3 separate regions of the Homo sapiens genome follow, and regions 2 and 3 are each linked to region 1. Evidence: chromatin loops called from intact Hi-C (ENCODE). Cell type or tissue: dorsolateral prefrontal cortex. All regions are shown on one strand.

Region 1 (8,000 bases):
ATGCACCAAATAGAATTACTCATTCCTTTCTGTGTGTGCCCCTCAATTGCCCAATTCTGTGCCACCTGCATCACATTTTTTCAACCATTTCTAATGTTCTTTTTCCCAAGCACCAAACAAGGCTGCTGCTCATGAAGGCCCATCTCAGATGCCATCTGGCCCCAAAGATGTCCCCACCCATGACTCCCTCCTCTGAGGTCAACCCTGAGACAACCACCACTGTCACTGTGCCTTGTAGTCACCTGTGTTTTATCTCCTTCACTTGGTAACAGTGTTAGCTCCTTAAGAATAATCCCACGCATTCCTGCAGCCTTTCCCAGCTGTCAAGCCACTTTTCCATGTTAACTAATTGGACTCTCATTGCCAAGGGGAAAGAACTACTGCTGTGTTGCACTGGGATCAGGAAGGGTGCTGGGCGCCTAAACACATTTTCTCATCTAGTCCTCATGATGATTTCCTGGGTGAGGTTTATTATGCCCGTTGTACAGATGGAAGGCCTGAGGCTCAGAGGAGTAAAGTGCCTTTCCCAAGGCCACATAACAGTGGAAGAGAAAGTACTTAAACCTAAATCATCAGCCTCCTAGACCATCAGGGTTCCTTTCTTCAAAAACAGAGTCATAACTGAGCAGCTAGTTAACCCCCAGCACTTAGCACAGCATGTGTTTGTCAAATTAATGAATAAATCAACATATTAACCATCATTTTTACTCATTAGTGTATTTAATAAGTATTTATGGTATGCCTGTAGTGTGCCAGACATTCTTCTACGTGCTGGGGTGGACACAGCAGTAAATGAAACAGATGAGGCCATTAACGACATGGAACTTACATTCTATTGTGGGGAGATGAGCAGCACCTAAATACACAAGCTTTTTGTAGGTCAGATGATAAGCTGATATAGAGAAAAATAAACAGACAAGAGAAATGAGGGGAAGAGGGTACGCTAGGCCTCACTGAGAAGGTGACATTTGAGCAGAGGCCTGCCTGAAGAAAGCATGACAGGGAGCCACTGGGGGAAGGACTGCTAGGGAGCGTGGACAGCAAATGCAAAGGCCTTGAGGTGGGACCATGTCTGTTGGGTTCAAGGAACAGCAAGGAGTGAGCAAGGGGGAATCAGAATAGAGAGATGAGGGGCATAGAGCAGACCTGCGGGCTGAGCTGACCACCAAACATGCTTTGGCTTTGACTCTGAGTGACCAGGAGCTTCTGCAGGATTTGGAGCAGAGGAGTGGTGTGATCCTGGTCACTGGGCTGCTGTAGGCAATAGGAGGGCCTTGGGCAAGCATGGATCAGGTCAGGAAGCTTCGATCAGGGGGTGGGGATGGTGAAGATAGAAGGGATGAGGTCAGACTCATGCTCTTCTGATGGAAGGCCCAACAGGTTCTGCCAATGGGCTGGGGACAGGGCATGAGTGGCAGAGAGGCATCCAAGAGGTCTAGTCATGGAGGATGTTGACTGGACATGTCAACAGTGAGGGAGATGTCAGTGTTCTCAAATCCTTTTGGCTGCAAAGGCCTTATTTCAGAGCTCATAAAGGTCATGGAGAGCCTAGGGAAGGCCCTAGGTATTGACAGAAAAGGTGGTATCTCTCCAAGAAAGGGGAGATTCACTATTCTGATTCGGTTTCTTCTGAACTTCTATAATTTTTTGTCTAGCTCCCACAGTAGGCTTTGCATAGAGTTGCTCTTGGCTTGAAGATTGTTAAGGCCAGCTCATCACAGAGCCCTGGCAGACTGCTACTTCAATAGCAAAGGAAGCAAAGGACTGTCAACTAGCCATGCCAACAGAAAGAGATGGGGAGGGAAGAGGAGATGAGGGAAGGGGAGAGTGGAGGGAGGAAGAAAGAAGAGAAAGGGAGGGGGGAAAAGAAGAGTAATGAGAAGACTCTATTCACAAGAGCAATAAAATATAATATACCTGGGCATAAACTTAACAAGAATGTGTAGCAGTTATGTGTAGGAAATTGTAAAGCATTACTGAGGTACATAAACAGCTGGATAAATGGAAAAGTGTACCGGAGGGTAGCACTTATTCTAAATATGCAATTCTCTACACATACACTTAATGGCATAACAATCAAAATTCCAAGAGGATTTTTTTTTCAAGTCACTTAATGTCTTGATTTGAAAAAGGCAAGAATAGCTAATATTTTTAAAGAATAATGAAGGGGGACAAGTACTGACAGGCATTACTATAGATTGTAAAGCTATAATAATGTTTAAATTGTTGGGCTAGCCGAGAAATGCCAAATCAGTGGCAGAGAATTACTAACCCTGATGGAGCTGCAAGGGGAAGCTGGGGATGTTCACAGTTTGTCCCCAGCCTCATGGTTCTGTGGCACTTTTTCCTTTCCAAGCTTAAATGCCTTGGATTTTCAGAACATCTTAAGAAGTTAGGCTGGCAACATTAAGCCCATTTATCAGAAGAGGAAACAAAAGCCCATAAAGATGGCATGACTTGTCCAGGGTGACCTGATGAGTTTCTGGCAGAGGTCAGACTCCAGGTCAGGACCCTGGTTCCCAGCCATGGGGCTGTCCTACGGTCTTTATGTGGTTTCACAATGACCTCACAGAAAACCATGACAATGGGCTGTCTGTGAGCTGTGGTTCAGTGTTCCCTCGGGCTGGTAGGGGAGGGTGGGGTGGGAGATGGGAGAACCCTGTCACCTCCTGCCCTGCACAGAGGGGAGCCCAACAAGTCTATGGGCTGGAAAGTTGATTTAATTCAACAAATATTTGTTGATAGGGTGCCCATTACATTCTAGGCACTGGCAGGCCCTCAGCAGCCCCAAAGCCCACTCAGGATCACTCATGCTTTCTTCTCTGTCCCACTCCACTCATACAAGGGGACTTCTCTCCTTTCTCTTGCCCTTGGGCCCCTTACACCCAAGGGGCAATGAGGCCTAATGAAAACACGTTCAATTCAACATAGACAGTCTGGAGTTCTGGTCCTAGCTGTGGCACTGACTGATTATGGGGCTGTGGCTTCACCTCCCTGGGGTGTGGACCTATGGGAAGACATAACACTCTCTTCCCAGCCCAACTCATGTGGCAGCTGTGAGCCTCCACCAGGGGTCAGCAAATTACGGCCTTCAGGCCCAATCGGGCCTACCCTGCTTGCGGACATCCATAAGCTATGCATGGATTCACATTTTTAAATGGCTGGAGGAAAAATCTAAGGAAGGATAATATTTTTTGACATGTGAAAATTATATGAATTTCAAATTTCAGTGTCCAACACTGAAATTTGAAATTCATATAATTTTCACATGTCAAAATGACACAGCCATGCCCAATCATTTAGGCATCATCTATGACTGCTTTTGTGTTACACCAGCAAAGCTGTTGTTCCAGAGACCAAATGCTTGCAAAACCTAAAATATTTACTATCTGGTCTTTACACAAAATGTTTGCTGATCCCTGGTATAGAATATTAAAAGAATGTACTAGAAGTTGCTTTATACGTTGAGAGGCTTATGGGTGAGCTATGCCTAGGCATGGAAACTGGACCAAGGAAGGTCTGACAGGGATTGGAAATCCTGTCTCTCTAAACAGATGGACCTCAAGAGTTGCTGGTCTGGGGGATCTATTGGACTGTCATCTCACAGGGCAGGTGACACTAGGGGCTGCCAATGAGAGAAGAGGGAGAGAGGCAATGCCCATCCAGCCTGCAACGTGGGCAAACCTGCTCTGGTGGCCATGACAGGCAACACAGCCAGCCCACCCTCACCCTCAGATGTCACGCAGCCCACTCTCAGCCTCAGACATCACAACCAGCCCACCCTCATCCTCATACCTGCCCACCCTCATTCTCAGATGTCATCCAGTCCACCCTCACCCTCGGATGTCACAGCCAGCTCGCCCTCATCCTCCAGTGTCACAGCCAGCCCACTCTCATCCTCCAACGTCACCCAGCCCACCCTCAGTCTCAGACATCACAGCCAGCCCACCCTCACCCTCACACACACCCACCCTCATTCTCAGATGTCACCCAGTCCACCCTCACCCTGTGACGTCACAGCCACTCTGACCTTCCAGTGTCACAGCCAGCCCACCCTCACCCTCCAATGTCATCCAGCTCACCCTCAGCCTCAGACATCACCACCAGCCCACCCTCACCCTCATACTCACCCACTCTCATTTTCAGATGTCACCCAGTCCACCCTTACTTTTCGACGTCACAGCCAGTCCACCCTCACCCTCCAATGTCACACCCAGCCCACCTGCACCCTCAGACATAACCCAGCTCACCCTCAGCCTCAGACATCACCCCCAGCCCGCCCTTACCCTCATACCCGCCCACCCTCATTCTCAGTGCACCCCAGTCCACCCTTACTTTTGGATGTCACGGCCAGTACACCTCACCCTTAGGTGTCACCCAGCCCACCCTCACCCTCCACCGTCACAGCCGGCCCACCCCCAGTCTTCTTCCAGGACTACCTCTGTGGCAGACATGGCCTCCCTCAGAGCAACACCCCTCCCTGCCCACTGCCCCCACACTCACGTGATCTCGTTGTTCATGTCAGTAATGTCTATTCTGTCCAGGAACCAGCCTGCTCTGTTGCCTGTGTTGTCGTGGCGAATCCGAATCTTGGTCAGGGCCCCCAGGTCAATGGCATAGATGGTGAAGGTGTCTGTCTGGGAAGGGCCAGGGAACACTCAGTGGGGTAAGACCTACCCCTCCCCACATGGCCATCAGCCCCATCCTCCCAAGAACCAGGGCAGCCAGCCAGAGGCCAATGGTGAGACCCAAAGCAACCAGGAGTGGGGATGATGGAGAATGTCACTTAGTAGTCTGGTGTTTGGTCTGCACAATTGTTTCCCTAACTTGTCCCTGCCAGGAGATCTTCTCACTCTCATGTCCAGGAAGGTGGAAGGAGGAGAGGAAGAGTGAAGGTGACCTTGAGAGGCAGAAGAGAAGATAGGTTTGCTGGATGCCCACATCTGTGGTGGGTGTTTTGTGTGCAAGAGAGGGGGGTGCACTGAAACCCTCTGCAATGTGTGCAGGTGTGTGCATAATCTGCTTCAATCACATATTTGTATTAAGTACCTGCTATGAGCTGGTGCTGTGCAAATCCAAAGTGACTGTCAGAAACTGAAGACGGATTTGCCCACCATTTAGGTGTGAAGAGGGCCATATGGATCACACCATGTGAATGCACACACTGCTCCATGCACGGGAGGAAGCAGACCACACCAGGAACCTATAAGTAAATGGGGCCTTCTTGGATATAACTTTTTTGACTCTTAATTTTGAAAAAGATTTTAAATCTACAGAAAACTTTCAGAAATAGTATGATGAAAGTTCATATGCCTTCATTTAGATTCTGCACTTATTTGTAACATTTGCTTTCTCACTCTGTCATCTCTCTTGCACTCTCTCTCTTGCTGTATGTTTTTCTAAATCATTTGAAAGTAAGTGGCAGATACCATGATTCTTCATCCCTAAATTCTTCAACATGGATTTCCCAAGAACAAGGATATTCTCATATAATCACACTAGAATGATCCAATTCAGAAAACTTAACATCAACATAATGCTATTATATAATATACAGTCCATGTTCAAATTTTACCAGTTGCACAAGTTATGTAGTCCTCTATAGAAATTTTTTCCTAATCCAGAAATATGTGGCTATAATTTTTAAAGGAGAACACTGAAACGCAGAAATAAACTACATCCTCAAGTCAAGGGGAAGATTCTTTAAAGAAAAAGCAGGGGGCCCCTGAAATAAATCAAGAAATGAGCCCAGAAATATGTTAATTAATTTAGTTCATTTTTAAAAAATCTGTGTTAATGAGAGAATTTGGCTTTCGGGTAGAGGCAGGAATGGGAAGGGTGAGATAAGAGATAGTTTTCTAGCCAGGGGATATTATAAAATCTTGAAGGGCAAAGATGACGGCTTTATTTTTCATGACTTTCCCACTACACCTGGAAGAGTAAGGTATGTGTATTTCTTTTCATGGATTCCCACTGCATTAGGATACAGTTCTGGCTTCTCAGCTTGTCTCTTAAGCCTCTCATGACCCCACCCACCCCACACCCTAAATTGTTCTTATCCAAGCTTATCCACTGGGGCTTAGCACCGACCACAGCTCAGCTGGAAGACACACTGTCCTAAACTGGCCTCCCCCATTTCCACCTCCATATCTTTGCTCATGTGGTTCCATCTTCTGAGAACATCTTCCACTGTTGCCTTTATATGTCTACACCATACTCACCTGCCAAGGCCCAGTTTAAGTTGCTCCCTCCCCCTAGTTTTCCCCCAAGACACCATCTTGCGGCGAGGACTTCCTCTTGAACCCCCGCATCCCTACCAAGTGCCTCAGCATCTGCCACTCAACGCCATTCTCTGTTTGTTCCTGTGGGTCAGCTGGCCCATGGGCTCTAGGTGCTGGGGCCCTGCCTGCAATTCTCTCATAACCCCTCCACAAAGTATCAGTGTTACTGAAGAGGTACTGCCATGAAACCTGGTGGGATGAACAAGTCACACTGCCAAACACAGCAGCCATTGTGCTGCGATGGGCTGCCATGGGAATCTCAGAGGGCACCAAACCCACAGCCCCCACCCAGGGGCCAGAGACCCTCACCCTACCTGCCCCTGCTCAAATTTGTTGGACTTGTCTGACTTCTTCAGGGGTCGTTCGCCCGTGTCTCCATACTCCTCGCCGTAGATGGTTAGGTAGACGTTAGCATCAGTGCCGGCCTTGGGCACATTCCCCGTGACCACCTGAACCTCATAGGTGTTTCCTGTAGACACAGAAAGATGCAGTGTGGAGGGCCTCATGGCCATGGGGTGTTTGGACCTGAGGCACAGCCTCTCAGATCCAGCCAGATCCTAGAACAGAGGGATCTTCAGATGCATCTACACTAACCTGGGACTGAAACTGCCCACACTCCCAACCCAAGACTCCTTTACCATGAAGCCAGCAGGCAGCCCTCCTACCTCATGACCCCTCAGTCAGTTGTATTGAGTCATATCAGGGCTCCTCCCAAAGTCATCAATTCTTCCTGAGAACCTCAGAACAAGCGCCATGCTTATCCCCAAACAGCAGTGTCAATGGTGGCATTTCACACACAGGTCAAGAGAGCTATTTGGGAACCATGATGGGTGCCCACCTATTTGGCCTCCACGTGAGGGGGATCTAGGCCCCCTGCCCCCAGTGGGCCCCCTTTAGGGGAACTGTCTGGCCACTCCCTCCCCACCCCCACCCCCCACGACCCACTTACGCTCAGGACCCGGCTTGCCAGCTGGCACCAACTCCACGACAAGTTCGTTGTCCTCCTTGCCCCGGGCCAGCCAGCGGTGGGCTTCGAACTTGTGCTGCTCAATCACCTCCTGCATCCCCGGCCCAAACTCCTCCTCTTCCTCCTCTTCTTCCATCTCCTCCTCCTCTGACGAGGACTCCTCTGATGAGGACGACTCCTCTTCCTCCCCCTCGTCCTCTTCGTCGCTGCCCTTCCTCTTCTTCTTCTTCCTCTGCAGCTTGGCCTTCAGCCGCTCCTTCTTGAGCAGCTGCCGCAGCTTGTCCTTCTCCTTCTTCTTCCGGGCCTCCTCCTCCGGCGTGAGGTCCACCTCCCGCACCACCAGGTGCCGCAGCCACACGGTGTCCACGAACCAGCTGGGCCCAAAGCCCTCGCCCGTGTGCCCGAGCCGGAGCTTATAGACCTCGCCCACGTCGGCCGCCTCAAGCTGTTCAAAGGGCAGGGCAGCGGCTGTCGTGGCCCCAGCGTCCTCCCCAACGCCCCCAACACCCCCGCCCAACAAAGAGCCAGGCACAAGGCCTGTTTGCTAAGCTGCAGGATGGAGAGGGCTGGGGCCTCTGTGCTCAGATCCTTCCACCACCTCCCTCTCTCCGGCCACACCTGTCCTGGGTCCCCTGGGATTACCTGGCCCCATCCTCCAACAAAGTTTATTTCTTCCAACTTCTGTGTGGGCAAGCTGGTCTCCCTCTTCTCTCTTAAACACATATGCCTGCACGTATACACACACACACGCA
Region 2 (8,000 bases), 67 kb after region 1:
ACCAGGGAGGCCTCAGCCGTGGCTAGCTAATTCTGCTTTTACCATCTTCCATATTCCAGAGGCCGCCCCCCAGCCTTGATTCTCTCCTCCCTGGCTGGCAGTGCCTCTGAGAACATTCATTTTGGCTCACAACCCTTCCCAACTCCAGTCCAGGGCTCACTTCACAGAGGCAAGACCCCTCTTCAGGGTGGCAAGATGCCTAGGGCCCCTTGTCTGGTGAAGCCAGGGAGGGTGGTGGCCGGGGAATGTTCTGAAGGTTGCATCAGTCCATTGGAAGGGGCAGCAGGGCTCCAGGGGAAACTGCACACAGTGAAGCAGGAGAAAGGATGAGAGGGGCTGGGAAGCATTTGTTGAAGGAGTCGCCAATATTCTGAATCATTCCAGAAGGCAGAATTCTAATTAGCGAGTTGAGTTATAAAGCAGATTTTCACTCACCAAAGGAAAGATTTTGTAGTATCTAAGGCTATTCAACAAAGGAATGGATGCCCTTGGGTTGGGGAGGGAGTTTCCCATCCCTAGAGACACCTGACAGTTAGCATGTGCCAAGCACATTGGTGGAGAGCCACCTGCCAGGGATGCTGCACAGAAAGTGCCATAGGTGAGAGGATGTGGAAACGCTAAAGGTCCTTTTTAATCTGCAATTCCTTGACACTTGACCAAGAAGGACAGACTCTGGAGGGAAGCCAGGAGATCAAGGAGACATCTCAGAAGGAAGGGGAAGCACCCTGAATGAGGAAAAGTGAGGCCTGGGCAGCACGAACGCACACGGGACTTTGGGAACACACAGCATCCATGCTCTGGCAAAGTCTGGAGAAGCAGACCACGAGCCCAAAGTGAGGCAATTTGGGGAGACAGGCCAACTGTCAGAGATCAGGAGACCAGGGCTGGTGGAAAGGAGCTTCTAGGCCTTTCCAGCTGAGGTGGACAAGGGACCCAAGCCAAGAGATCAGGAAGTCAGGTGGACAGAGGTCAGGAGGAAGCTGATTCTAGAACAAGCAGACTGTCTTCTAGCCTCTGCAGAACTTTCTATGGCAGATGGGGCCCTGAGTCCCTATGCAGTTGGCTGGGTGGAGAATAGGATCCCTGTGTGACAGGTGACTGCCAATCACATTGAGAAGGAGACAAGAGCTGCAGCAGGGATGGACAGATACACCTCACGAAACCATTTTTTAGAAGTCCCCATACATGGATGCTGACATTTATTACATTACTCTTTTACCTCCTTTATTTCATATTCCCTCTTCAAGCAGAACCCCAGACTATCTACTTTGCCATTTTCCAAAACAAGGCCCATGGCCCAATGCCGGCCCTGATCTGTGCTTAGGTGCATCTGCCGATGAGAGAACAAGGCTGAGGAAAAGCAGGGCTCCATTCTGTCACTGTTGGCAAACGTCAGCTCAGGGCATCAAGCCTTCCTGTCACACAAGTGCCCCCCAATTTCCTGTGACTAGAGTTTCAGTGAGCACAGACTTGCTGTTCTGGTCTCAAGCAGGTTTTTGCTTGTTGAACTCATCACTTGGATCTCGTAATCTGTGAGAACAAAACGCCCACATATGAGATAGGGCTGCTGCCCTGGCAACTGGGCACTGACCAGAGAGAAAGGTGAAAGACCAATTAAAAAAAAAAATCCCTGCCCAAAGGCCAGCAGGAAGCAGGGAAATAGGGAGAAAGATGATGATAAGAAATAATTCCCATGTGAGCCAAAAGGTCACCTTTCATCTCTGAAAATGACATGGTGGATTCACCTTCCAGGGCAAATAATACTAAATATTCACAAAGGCATTTGCAGCTAACAAGCCACTTGCATATTCTAGATGTCATTTGATCCACACAATGGCCACATGTGATAGGCAGGGCAGGTGCTGTTGACGTTCTCATTTACAGATAAGAAAACTGAAGCTCAGAGGGCAAGGTGGCTCGCCCCAGGACAGGTAGTTGCTAAATGATGCAAGAAGGGCTCAAAGCAAGGTCTCTGGTCTTTGAATCCAGGGCTTTTCCCAGGATACCCCAGGCCTCCCAGACCCTATGCCAGGGTGGGCAAACTTTTTCTGTAAAGCACCAGATAGGAAATATTTTAGGATTTGCAGGCCATTTGGTCTCTGTCACATCAACTGTTCAGCTCTGCTGTTGTGGCATGAAAGCAACAATAGACAATATTACATAAACAAATGGGTATGTGGCTATGCTACAGTAAGACTTTATTTATGGACATTGCCATGTGAATTTCATATAATTTTTATGTGTCCCAAAATATTACTTTTTAAAAAAATTCTTTTCAACTGTTTAAAAAACATAGAAACCATTCTTAGCTCGGGGTCCACACAAAAACAGGTGACAGGCTGGGATTGGGCCACCGGTGAGAGTTAGGATATGTCTTGAACTCTCAGGCACTGTTCTGCCTGTCTCTAGGCAGGGGGTGGTGGGTAGATCTGCTCTCTGTGGCCTGGAATGGGAGCAAAGCTGCCTGGACCAGGGTGGTCAGCTGCTGGCTGCAGGATAATGGCAGCATATCTGGACCATTAGCTAAGCATCTCAAGGCTCTGAAGATTGGGGAAGGAGTCCCCTTTCTCTGTTGCAGTAGAGCATGTCCTATGCCCATTGTGAATGAGCAGGGCCAACTTTCCCTGCCCCTACAATGCCATGTGGCTGGGCTGAGCCTGGCAGTCCACTGATAGAAGAGGCGGCGTGGTCTGGGGTTTCCTAAAGGCAGGGACAGAGGGCAGCACCGCTTCTGCAATCTTAGTCTTAAGCTTTTTGTTCATAGCCTGATTGAGAGTAAGGAGCAGAAATGGAAACAGGTGAAAGTCAAGTTGGAAGAGAGGCTAGCACTGAGTGCACCCCTGTTCCTGATCAAGCTTGGGAGAAACAGGGCTTAGCGATGGATTGTGGAAATCGTCACCCAAGCCAGCTCTAGAGCTGGCCTGTGATTTACCCATTTAGTGTATTATCTGTTGTTCAGTTGTCCCTAGAGTTGATTTCTCTCTGGCCTTTTAGCAGGGCTACCATTAGCCTATATGGAACCTTTGTGCAAATTAGGCAAAAAGAATCCCTTTCTCAAGACATTTTACTGCCATCTGTTGGATAACTGTCATAATAAACACACAAATCTACAAGCTCTCTGATGTGAATTGTGTCTCCTTACATAGTCGCATTTGTGCAGTGTGTGACCTGCACATCTGAGACCAGCAACCCTACCTTTCACATAGTCACCTCCTTCCACTAAAGGTCAGCATGTGCTCAGGGAGGTCAAATTAATTTAAGCATTGATCTGAAGAATATACAATGAGGGTTGTAGACCAGGGATTAAGCTAAACACATGGTACCTTTCAAAGCCAACCAGAATTGAGCTGGGATCCTGTGCAGGTGGGCTTAGCTGCAGCCTAAAGATAGAGTGCCCACTCAAGGCCACAACAGAGGGTTGTCTGTGCCCCCCTTGCCCTGCTCAGTGGATGCACATGCCCTGACATGCCCTGTTTTTCCTCTGCAGGCCCTGTGGCAGGGGCACAAGGCTGCTCCCTCTAAACAGGAAATCCGTCCCTTGCCGGCTGGCCGGAAGCTGCCTGTGTGGGCTTCCAGAAAAGGCAGACACTGGCAGGCCCGAACTGCCTGCCTGCGCCTGGTGCACCAGCCACCCCCACAGCCTCCCCTGCGCTCTGTCTGGAACAGTCAGCACACAGCAGTGACAGAACACATCTCCAGAGAGCCACCCCAGGCCATGCAGAGAGGCAGAGCCATGAGGGGGCCGGGCCCCCTAATTCGGTGCTGCATGCACAGCGGAGCTGGTGAGGCTGCTTGCCACATTCCCGACTACAGAAGTCAAGCATATGCCCCGTAACTAAGCCCCCATCTCATCAAGACCCAGTGCGATCTGAACCTCAGGGAAGCTCACGTGGTCCAGGCTTTCTTAGGAAGCAGAGAATCATGAATGAACTGGTGGAGTTTCTTTTCCTTGCCTTTCGCCCATCCCCAGATCCTGTTTAAATAGAATGTGGCTTTAGCTATTTTAGCAGGTGAGGGTGAGGAGGGGGTTGGAAGGAGAATGATTGGGCCTGATTTTACCCCACCCGCAAGTGAATCTGCAATGGCTCACACCCTGACACCCCTCACTTCCGCTCACTGAGAGCCAAGACGCTAGAAGTGAGATATCACAGGCGCTGCGTAGGAGGAGATGAAAACGGCAAGGGAGAGAGATTCAGCGGGGGCTGCCCTGGGGGTGGGAGATGAGGGGGAATGTTCTCTCCCAGCCAGGGAAGGCCCCCTCACTACTCAAGCCCACACAGATGTGGGGAGGGGTTGGTCCGCAGAACCCAAGGATGGGCAGGGGGGACAATGCCATGTGCCGGTGCCGGAAGCTGGCTCATGGCCACCGACCAATGGATTCCCTCCCAGTCATGTAGACTCCAGTTCTTTCCCCCATGCTACCCCCAAAAGGTTTCCTCTTCCTTCGTCAGGCCTGGACACCCATTGCCTCTCAGCCAGGCTCTCGTCTACTGTCTCTTCCTCATTCTCCAGACTCTTCCACCTCCAGTACATCCAACCCACCCTCCCATCATCACTTTGTACCAGCTCTTCCATGGCCTCTGCGAGATGCTCTCTGCTCCTGGGACCACACACAAGGCACTGGGACGATGGATGACAGGCTTTCTTCCTTTGCTTTCCTCCTGTAACTTCCTTCTTTTCTCCCTTCTCCCTTTCTTCTTCTGTCTTTTCTCCCTCTCACTGTCTTACAAATAGAACTGGAACTTTTCTCCCTAGAATACCCTCCACCTTGCTCTCCTTGCAGACACACTTCTTATTAAAATCATAAGTGCCTCTGATCCTCCGAGAAATTGCAATGGGCCATTCACTTCTATCACATCGTTTAATCCTCACAATGATGGACCCTATGGCTACTAGTGTCACCATTTTTAGTAATGAGGCAATGGAAGCAGGAGCTTAAGAAGCTTGATGGTGTTCACACAATTAGAAAGGGTGCAGCCTAGATTTGGACTCAGGGCATCTGAACAAGAAGGTTCTCTCTTGGCTGTCATTGCCCCCACCCTGCCAGCTTTAGTTCAAACCTCAGGTTCTCTCAAAAGTTCCCACCTGCCAAACCCACACGGCCCCATTCCACAGCTCCCGGTGTGTGCGTTGTTCCTTTAGCAACTAACGTGCTCAAACACAGTCCGTGCATTTGACCTCAGCCAAGCCTTGTTATGCACCAACATGAAAACATCACTTGGTCCTTAAAAGTTGCTCATGGGCAGAAATCAAGAAATAACATTCTACAGCAGTGGCATCCAGTCTTTTGGCTTCCCTGGGCCACACTGGAAGGAGAAGAATTCCCTTGGGCCACACATAAAATACATTAACACTAGCGATAGCTGATGAGCTAAAAAAAAAAAAAAATTGCAAAAAAATCTTATGCTTTAAGAAAGTTTATGAATTTTTGTTGGGCTACATTCAAAGCTGTCCTGGGCCACATGCAGCCTGTGGGTGGTGGGTTGAACAAGCTTGCCCTATACCATTCATCACCCTCAAGTAAATATACAGCTGGTACGTTTTTCTAGGGAACTGTCCAATGTAAGTCTGATACTATCAGGTGTTGAAACATAGGAGGGAGTAGATCAGCTTCCACTCCTTCAGCTTATCCTGCTGGTTCCTTTTCCAGCCACTGCCCAGCCCTGAAGAGCTATTTCTACCTACCCTGCAGTCACTCGTCCTCCTTTGCTTCCTTTCCTGCCTCTCTACGGAAGACCCCTCCCATCCACCTGCACATTTCGATAACCTTGGCTCCATTACTTCCCTTTCCAACCCAGACTCTAGTAGACTGCTAGTATTTATCTTCCCAGAGGGCCAGAACACCAGCACTTCTTGTATACTACTGGAATGTCACCCAGCCTTCCTGGAGGGCAGGTGAGTGATATATGTTAAAAGCCTTAACATTGTGCAAATCCCTTGAACCAACTATTCAAGCCCTATGCATTAGTTTATACTAAGGGAGTAGTTATATTAATTGATCACCTATAAGGATGTCTATCACAGCATTGTTAATACTGACAAAAAATAGGGAACAACCTAAAGATATCCAAAATAGGAGATTTGGGGGGTGACATATATTCTCCCATTCATGGACTACAATGCAGCCACTTAAAATAACAGAAGATGGGCCAGGCACAGTGACTCATGCCTGTAATCCCAACACTTTGGGATTATACTTGAAGTCAGGAGTTTGAAATCAGCCCAGCCAACGTGGTAAAACCCTGTCTCTAATAAAAAACACAAAATTTGCCAGGTGTGGTGGCACATGCCTGTAATCCCAGCTACTTGGGAGGCTGAGGCAGGAGAATCACCTGAACCTGGGAGGCAGAGGTTGCAGTGAGCCAACATCATGCTACTGCACTCCAGCCTGGGCAACAGAGTGAGATGCCATCTCAAAAAATAAATAAATATAAAATAAAATAACAGAAGATGATTTGAGGCTATAATGTAGTATTAAGTGAAACAACATGGTTATAAAATTGAGTTTAATGCAATACCATTTTAATATGTAGGGTTTAATATGTTCATAAACAAAAATTTAAAGAATGGGAAGGAAATTCACCAAAATGTTAACAGGGGTGTCTCCAACACAATTGTACTCAGTACTTAAGTTCAAGCCTCTGTGTTTGCTCCTAGCTTCATCCTTATAGACAAATGATTTCACCTCCCCCTTCCTCAGTCTCCTTCATCTATTAGATGGGGGTAACAATAAACCTCCCTTGCAGCGTTGTGAAAATTAAATGGATGTTTAGATAGATAGGTGGATGGATAGATTAGATTAAGATTAATAGTTTGTTGAGAATGATGACAGCCATTGAGTAAGTGCTGCATAAAAATCAGCTATTGTCATCTTTGAGTGATTGGATTATGGAAGATTTTCTTATTCTTCTGTTGCTTATTTGTACTTTTGAATTTTTACAATGGCCATATTTTTTCTGTGATTGAAAACTGAAGTCACCTAATGTCAATACTTGAGTAGGTCATGTCTTCTGTATTTCAGAAGAAACAGTCGAAAGTTCCTGCCAATTTATTATAACCTCAAGCTGGCTTTGTCACACAAATGCCTTGAGCCAGTCTGAGTGGCTGTGAGGCTGGAGGGAAGATTGAGAACCAGATGGCCAGTGAGAGAGAATAGACACAAGGGCCACCAGCAGAGACCCAGCCCCAGGCAGGTGGGAACACTTTCTCTGACTCTCACTGGGCTCACACTGGCCAACACCTGTGGCTAAAGGGAGGGTTCCAGCAGGAAGCCATTGGTGCTGCAATGGAATGGACACTGACAGCTGGATCAGGGCCAAGACAGTGTCTGTGTCATCAGTTCAGATTTTCGTGTGTACAAAATGCAACATGGAGAAAGTGCTATTTCCACAAACAGAAAAAAAAAGGCTATTTTAAACACCTATTTAAAGATAAAAATAACCAAGTTTGAAGCAAATACACAATTCCATGCATTCTCCAAACATTCTGGCTGCTGGGTTGAAAGAGAATGTGGCTGGTGGTGGTTCTGGGAGGGTGGAGGCCACAGTGAAAATATGAGGTGGAGGATCCATTCCCAGGTGTGTGAGTGACACTGAGCCATCAGAGCTCATTTCCCCAAGTGCCCTCATTTCATTTCAAATCCTAGAAAACTCCTCACCCATGAAGACTCAGTTTGAGCATCACCTCCTCTATAAAGGCCTCCTGATTCCTTCTTCCTCTATGCTCCCATTGGCCTGGGCGCCATACCCCACTTAGAATATTCTATCCCTTTGCACTGTGATTATCTACTGGCTTGACTCTCTCCCGTCTAGACTCTAAGCTCCTAGAGAGAAGGGCCTGTATGTAATCACCCTGAGCGCAGGCTCTGGTGCATAGAAGGCTCCCCGCAAAATGCCCATTGAATCACTGAATGAATGTGCTTAACAGGAGGAATGATGGAGGAGCATGAGCTGGCACCAAAAGCCCAAGACTGCAGCTCTGCCCTACAGTTATGCTGTGTG
Region 3 (8,000 bases), 300 kb after region 1:
CTGGTCACCAGCAATTTTAAGACACTTCTGGATTTCGGCAATGCTAAAATATGCACCTTAGGACCAATGAAAACTAGTACTGGTAGTATCACAAGCAAAGAGGAACACACCCTGTCTACCACAACTTGGGAACACCCTTCACTGTCTCATAAGAGGCAAGACAGTAATTATTAAATGGTAGTCCACATGATAATGTGTAATCTATAACTTGCAACAAAATTCTGAAAATCATTAAAAACGTTTGAGCAGGGGAATAAAAGACAAAGAGAAGAACTTCAATAACTTGCATTATAATATGGAAATGAAAGAGAGAGACAGTGTGTGTGTGTGTGTGTGTGTGAGAGAGAGAGAGTAGGAAGGTTATGCCCATCTTAAGTTGCTCAAGTGAAAAAAAAAAAAAGTTGCTCAGAAAAAAAAAAACAACTCCTAAGAAAAGTCCTCTCATAAAGACTCAAGGAGCTGATTCAATGAGCATCAAGCACAAGGAGTATCAACACCAGTATCTAGGTAATTTTGAACAAAACTTTTGTTTTGCCTGTTTTGGGCCTGGAAGATAATTCTGTCTGCTGGTATGTCCACTGGTAGGTTAACCAAATAAAAATAATGTTACAGGGTCTGTCAGAAGGATAGAAATAACTCATGAACTAAAATGTGCACTCTGGAAATTAGAATTTAAGACATAACACTGTCTGACACAGTAGAAAAGGGCAACAGAAGCAGGGAGAGTAACACTCATGTAAGAATGAAGTGTCAGCAAACTCAGAATCATTTTAGTCTCACTCAGCATAAAGTGTTTTCAATCTATTCTGTATCCCATTTGAGTAGTGTGACTTTACTGGTAATTCTGAGTTATCTGATAACTTGTATTCTACCTGTAACCATCAGCACCACCCCTACCCAACCATCAATTTCCTGGTTATTGATAATATATTAATAGTTGGAATTTTATAAAATATAAAGTTTAGCCTTCACACATATTTCTAACAATTTTCCATATTTAAAGCAAAAATAAAGTCAAGTTCATGTGACAGGGAACCAGTGGGGCAAATATGCGAGCTTTCTAAGCAAAGGCCACTGGACAGCACCAGCGGAACACTTTGTGGTAGTACTGTGACACACTCAAAGAATTTTTTATGTTTCATGCTCTGATGACACCCTACCCTACTTGCAACTGTGACAAAAGTTGTCCACAATTATTGTACTTTAACATTTTCCTCCAAATTTTCTAATTACCACTACTACTTGAATACTTCTAACAAAGATTTACTTTTTAACTTTAAATTACGGAAATTTCAAACATACACAAGAAAGGAACAAATAGCAGGGACCCACCAACCAGGTTCAATAATTATCAACATGTTGCCATTCTTGTTTCAAATGCTTTTGGCCCCAAAGCCAGTCTGCCCTAAAACACACACACCACAAAAATACACATTTCTTTTTGTCCTTATTTAAACTCAAATTCTAGACATGCCATTTAACCCAGATATTTAACATGCATCTCTAATAAGACTTTAAAAACCCACAGCATTACAACCCCACAAAAATAATCACAATTTTAAAAAATCACCTAACACCTTGTCTTTCGATTCAGATCTCCCAGGTGCCTCAAAATTTCTTTTCCTGTTATCCTTTTATTGTTGAAAATTTTAAACATATACAAAAATAGAGAAAAAAGTATAATATGTATATATCTACCAGTTCAGTAATGTACTTACCCATGAACAATCTTTACCTACTCTACCCAACTCCCACTCTAGATTATTTTAAAGCAAATCTCAGATACATTTTCTATTTTCTCCAGATGTAGTTTAGTATAGATGTCCTTTTACAGCTTGAATCAGAATTCAAAACTAGAGCCCCACACCGCACTTAGTTAGGTCTCTGAAGTCTCCTTTATTCTATAAACATAACCCCTGCCATCTCCAAACACACACACTTTTTCCCCAATGCTGTTGTTCTACTGGAGAAACCAGGACTTTTGACCTGAAGAATGACTTCGCATTCTAGATTAGGTATATTGCTTCCTCGAAGTATAAGGTTTGTTGCTCTACCTCCCATATATTTTTAAAGCCAGTCATTAGTTGTATAAGCTTGATTAAACTTGGGGTAAAAATTTTAGAAACAAAAAACTTCACAGAAAATGTTGCATACTTCATATGGTGCTACATCATAAGGCACAGAAGGTGGTTTGCCCTGTTTTCAGTGGTGTCAAGATTGATCAGGAGTTCAGGGGATGTCAGCCTGATTCCTCTACCATGAAGTTCCCCGTCAAGCTTCGGCATCCATTGATGATAGCTACCTAGACCCATTATATGATTATGAATTGTGGAATAATGATTTTCTAATTCTATTACCCTTTTGATTGTATTAGCCGAAATGTTTCCATAAAGAGCTTGACCACATCAACAGCTGGTCACCTTGAAATAAATGATTCTCTTCCTTCATCAATCTTCGGAGCAGCAGTGAGTTAGTGCAACCTCCAGTGGCTTTAGTATAATTATTATAAGCACACTTACATATTTGATAGTTTTGAGTCTACTATAATCATTATTCTTTCAGATGTCAAAATTATCCCTTCTCAGGTAAGGAGGTGCCTCTTCAAATTGGGGTGAGTGTGCACACAATTATGTGTTTTAAAAGAAGAAATGTTGAGTTTATGTCAGTCCTGATTTACTATGAGACAGGCCATCAGGGTAACTAACACACAACATCAGGGAACATAAATCCATGAACTCAGAAATACAATTTATAAGGAGAAGGGGGCCAGTACTGCTAAGTCTTCTGGCTGCACCAAAGGAACTACTTGGAGATTGCTGCCAGCTGAATTACAGCACATATCCTCTCTACTCTTTGGGATCTTTAAAAGAAATATTCTTGTCAACCCTTCTTCCTTTCTTCAACCTTAGAGCTACACAAGATTTATAGATATTTCTCACAAATTGTTTAGAAGAAAAATAATCCAGCTTCTTAAAATAACTCCCTAAACAAAGAGGGCCTTTTTCTTTCTTCTGCCCATTAAAAACATGGAATGTTCTCATCTGGCTGTCAGTCTGTACACTGGCAGCCCTTGGAGTCAAAGATGGGAGATGGTCTCTGCAGCAGGTTCTTGTCTGTCCACACTGCATGTCACCATCCCACAAGCCCTACTATGAGCTGCTGTCTTCCTTGCACCAAGGGAACCTGGAAAATGAATGCATGAAGGTGTTTTGTAAAACTCAGCATCTTGATGTAGGTTAAAAAGCACATATGCTGCTTGCATCACTATTTGATCCTTAACAGTCTAGGGACACGTTGCCATTTTCAAAGTAATACCATTTCCCATTCCTATGTTTACTTTGTACATGAAGTATAGTGGTCAACTGCCATGGGTCCATAAAGACTGGGTATTACAGTAAGATCATACACATAAGGACTTCTTCCAGGACACAGACAAATGCCACCATATTCAGAGCTCTAATGGGCAATTCATGACTGTGTCAAGCTTTTCCCTCCAGGATTCATGGTTCAATACACCAGGATCACGGGCAAGGACCACCTATCAAATTTCTTTTGTGGCTTGTTGATGCTTCTTAAAACTGGAACAAAGTCCCTGAGGCTCTCCATGGTGGCAAGAGCTCACTATAACTCCTATAGGGCCACAGCAGCTTTCTTCTTCTGAGGCTGCAGCATACTCACGTAATTCTTAAAAACTGCAGAATCTTGTTTTATATTTAAAAAGACTCCACATTTCATTATCCCAATCAATAGCAACTGTGGATCAAGTGGTGGTTTAAGATGTTTTCCATCAGATGCGCATGTGAATTTCTGTCAGCTGTTCTATAGGACTTTACGGAGCTAGGGTAAAAAGACTCTTTGGGAAAGGCAGGCATTTGATTTTCTTTGGGATGGCCCTATAAGGGTCAGGCAAATCCTCCCCATTGCCTTCTATTTTTGAAAATATGTCTTTGCCTTTCTCTCAATGCTCTATTTCTTCTCCTCCTTCACAACTGCCCATGGAGCTGCTGCAGGCCCCTGGCTCCAGGGATGCCAGACTCATCAGACAAAGGCTGCTTTATGTAGTAGTCAATATGTTCACAAATAGTCTAATACAAGTAATCAGGGGTTAGTGGGTGCTTTGGGACAGAAATCAGCAGTAACTAAGTAACAATGCCCCAGAGGAAGTACTCAACTGCCTAAATTCTTCTCCCTCAAAAGAACTGGAAGAGTAACAAACTCCAAGCCATCCTCAGTGGTACTGTAGACCTCCTACAGGAAGGTATCATCCCAAAATGTGACACTGACTGGTCCATTTGGAAATTCTGGTAACGTCTATGTTTACACATCTGTAGCCACCATATTTTCCATAGCAATGCCACAGAGTTTAGGCACAACCTCACACATTTCAGATGCAGCTCCCATCACTGGCACAGTCACACGATGATACAGGATAAGCCTTCAAGGTGAGTCCACAGACACCAAGAAGCCCTCCATAGTCTTATCTTTCATCACAGATAATGGGAGGGGCAAATAGCAATGAGAGTCAAAGGTCAAAGAAATCTTAGCAGCCAGACGCAGTGGCTCACACCTGTAATCCCAACACCTTGGGAGGCCAACATAGGTGGATCACTTGAGCCCAGGAGTTCAAGACCAGCCTGGGCAACACGGCGAAGCCCTGTCTCTACAAAAAATACAAAAATGAGCCAGCCATAGCGGTGCATGCCTGTAGTCCCAGCTACTAAGGAGAGTGAGATGGGAGAATCGCTTGAGCCTCTAGGAGGCTAAGACTGCAGAGTGAGCCGAGACTACACTAATGCACTCCAGCCTGGGCAACAGACCTGAGAGCCTTTTTTTTTTTTTAAATAAAAAAAAAAAGGAAAAAATGAAATCTTAGCACATCTAGGGCAAAGAAAAATGGTTATGAAAAGGCCATGGGACAGGTGCACAGGGTTGTGTATTAATCTGTTTTGCCAGGCTTTCTTTGTCACACATGCAGTTACCCATTGGTATCTTTCAGCTCCAAGTAGGGCTGCTTCTTCCCTTGGTTCAGATCTTTGTGCAAACTAGCCAAATAAAAGATAGGCCAGGCGTGGTGGCTCACGCCTGTAATCCCAGCACTTTGGGAGGCCAAGGCAGGTGGATCACGAGGTCAGGAGTTCGAGACCAGCCTGCCCACATGGTGAAACCCTGTCCCTACTAAAATTACAAAAACCAGCCAGGTGTGGTGGCAGGCACCTGTAATCCCAGCTACTCAGAAGGCTGAGGCTGGAGAACTGCCTGAACCCAGGAGGCAGAGGTTGCAGTGAGCCGAGATCACACCACTGCACTCCAGCCTGGGTGACACAGCAAGACTCTATCTTGGGTGGGGATGGGAGGGGAGTGGGAAAAAAAGGATAGCTCCTGAGAATCTTGTTGCTAGTAGCCGGAAACCTGACAAACTAAATGTCCCACCCGGGGAAACATGTATGGGCCATGTAAGCAATCCCCCCTGACCATACCTACTCAGCCTCTGCAATTCCCCTTCACTCCCAGGACTGTCTCAATGGATTTCAGTCTCAGATGCATCTTTCAAAAAGAGTCACGTCAGTGATGCAGTGTTGCTCAAGCCCTTTAAAGGTTCACAAAACAAGTATTTCTCAGGTCTCTAAGTCCACAGGCTGTGTATGCGACAAATGAGACTCCTGACAACCAAGAGAAGTCAGATCCCTCTGTCCACAAGACCAGGGTCAGTCTCAGTCATGGAATTTCTTCACTTTGGGGCCCAATTCTTAGCACTTGGCTCTGGAGAGCCCAGAGTCCTAGATCATATTGTCTGACTTGCTTGGCTACTCGTGAGTACTGCTCATATATTAGTCCAGAGCCCAGTCTCGTGTTCAGCAGGGATATTACACAGCTTCCCCATTTCCTCAATAGTTGCGAAGAGTGTCAGCTCTGGTGAAATGACAACTGGGCCTAGTCAGGGAGTCACTGCTCTCTTAGTGATTCAGTTACAGTAAATACACCTCCAACTTTGTAGTGCTTGACAAACGTGCCATGTTGTACTATTTTTTTGATTATGGCTTTGCTGGCCTTCTTACAGAATGGTACCAATTTAGTAATGTATCCAAAATGGAAACCAATACATAGTCCAGTTCTACATTTATTATTTTATTTTATTAAGACTTGACTATCAGGATTTGAAGAGTCAAAAGCCATCTATTAGGCCAGAGACAGGCTGCATGCATTTACATTGTATACATCCTAGGTGCTGAAGCCCATATACTCTCTCACTGCTTAAATGTGTTGTCAACCAACTATTATTGCACCCACCCACCACAAGTGAATGCATCATCAAGGCCCAAGCTGGGAATTTTTGATCTCTGTAGTTAGCCACTCTCAGCAGCCTCTGCTTTTCCCCATGCCATCCACAGGCCAGGCCCAGCTAATGCAGACATCCCACACATGCTGTCCTATACATGAAAGTGCCCAAGTCCTCCCCTTCAACTATGCTGTTTGATATGATCCCAAGAGTGTTTCACAGCATCCTTGATTTCTTAAGTAAGATGCTCCAGGCTCTAGCCAGGTACAGTGGTGCACAACTGTATTCCCCACTACTCAGGAGGCTGAGGTAGGAGGATTGCTTGAGCCTATAAATTCAAATCAAGCCTGGGGAACACAGTAGGACCTTGTCTCTTTAAAAAAAAAAAAAAAAAAAAAAAAAAAATTCCAGGCTTATGTTTTCCATCTCCTTCAGACCTGAAATAAGCCATTTATTATTTATCCAAGAAGCCATGGGTTACCCTAGTGGAAAATAGTATTTAATCTGGATGCTAAAACTGTTCACTGGTATTCAGCTGTCACTGTTGCACTGTTTCTAGGCCTTGTCAGTGTTTATATTAAACTTATATGCAAATCTGGTGAATAAAAAGCAACTTACAGGCAAAGGAAATAGCTTCCCATTTACTTTTATACATAGACTATTTGGATAGTTATCTTCTTGAGGGCAACTTGTCTCTGCCAGGCAAAGTCTGCATTAATAAAAGAAAAAAGTATTCTTAAATAGTGTGCTCAAACATTCTTATATGTTTTAAAATTCAGAACTACATGCACATAGTAAGCAAGTATAAAACTAAGGTAACAGAAAATTTCAAACTCACCTCAACTGAACTTGGACTGTATAATCTCTCCTACCACCTGGCAAAAAATCCCTGTTGGAAAGAGAAAGAAAATGGGTTAAAAAAGTACAATGAGAATTCTCAGAACAGTCTCCCCAGGAGGAAAAAAAGGAAAAGCATTATTTGTATTTTTCTTATTCCCTGAAAGGTGATCAATATACTACCAATAATATAAGCCTTAATGAAATCACTGTAATGATGATAAACCTGACTTGCTTAACTTCTAGCCACGTCTTTATGGCAATTTTAAGGTACCTTCAATGCACAGGAACTTTGATGATGCAAAATTTATTTCAATAGACATCAAACTTGGTAACATGCAAGGAAGCAGCCTAAGTTCGGAAAGAGTTTTAATCAGCAAATCTATTTGCTTAGAGCATTCTAATCACTTGAAGACTTTTTTCTTTTTCTTTTGTTTTTTTTTTTTTTTTTTTTTTTTTTGAGACAGAGTCTTGCCCTGTCGCCCAGGCTGGAGTGCAGTGGCGCGATCTTGGCTCACTGCAAGCTCCGCCTCCCGGGTTCACGCCATTCTCCTGCCTCAGCCTCCCGAGTAGCTGGGACTACAGGCGCCCGCCACCACGCCCGGCTAATTTTATTTTTATCAGAGATAGGGTTTCACCGTGTTAGCCAGGATGGTCTTGATCTCCTGACCTCGTGATCCGTCCGCCTTGGCCTCCCAAAGTGTCTCATTACAGGCATGAGACACTGCACCTGGCCAAAGACTTTTCTTTTACTATAAAGACCTATTCACTGGATATTCTTATTGATCTCAAGTACAGCCTAAGCATTAGTTTTTATAGCTACTAGGGGGATTCTAATATAGACCCAGGATAAAGAATTAGTGCCTAGAGTCTCAGCATCTCCATA

The links. Hi-C counts contacts between places; a loop is a spot of excess contacts. Peaks named below come from ENCODE experiments on the same cell type or tissue, not always from the same donor. Only the 100,000 strongest peaks of a DNase experiment are listed, where the experiment ranks them.
Region 2: it touches region 1 in a loop (2.8-fold over the local background); 11 of 110 quality-filtered maps call a loop at or near these places.
Region 3: a loop joins it to region 1, with 5 times the contacts of the local background. A loop is called at or near these places in 2 of 110 quality-filtered maps.

What each region holds. Positions count from the first base shown.
Region 1 is chr18:46,552,853-46,560,852 of GRCh38, forward strand. It overlaps LOXHD1 (lipoxygenase homology PLAT domains 1), which reads right to left. Exons shown (of 41, transcript NM_001384474.1): 19 at 7,231-7,693; 20 at 6,596-6,750; 21 at 4,504-4,637. Among named protein-coding and RNA genes, the nearest start is that of LOXHD1, 100 kb to the right of the region's middle. In dorsolateral prefrontal cortex, a CTCF peak has its summit at 3,084 (motif pointing right); DNase peaks (open chromatin) are centred at 2,549 and 3,069; H3K27ac peaks cover 2,348 bases.
Region 2 is chr18:46,620,123-46,628,122 of GRCh38, forward strand. The region is part of intron 4 of LOXHD1 (lipoxygenase homology PLAT domains 1); the gene reads right to left. Among named protein-coding and RNA genes, the nearest start is that of LOXHD1, 33 kb to the right of the region's middle. In dorsolateral prefrontal cortex, a CTCF peak has its summit at 3,070 (motif pointing left); DNase peaks (open chromatin) are centred at 3,629 and 4,189; H3K27ac peaks cover 1,137 bases.
Region 3 is chr18:46,848,450-46,856,449 of GRCh38, forward strand. PIAS2 (protein inhibitor of activated STAT 2) reads right to left here. Exons shown (of 14, transcript NM_004671.5): 4 at 7,116-7,166; 5 at 6,896-6,986. It also overlaps the pseudogene LOC100421737. Among named protein-coding and RNA genes, the nearest start is that of PIAS2, 65 kb to the right of the region's middle. In dorsolateral prefrontal cortex, no CTCF peak of the experiment used is centred here; no DNase peak of the experiment used is centred here.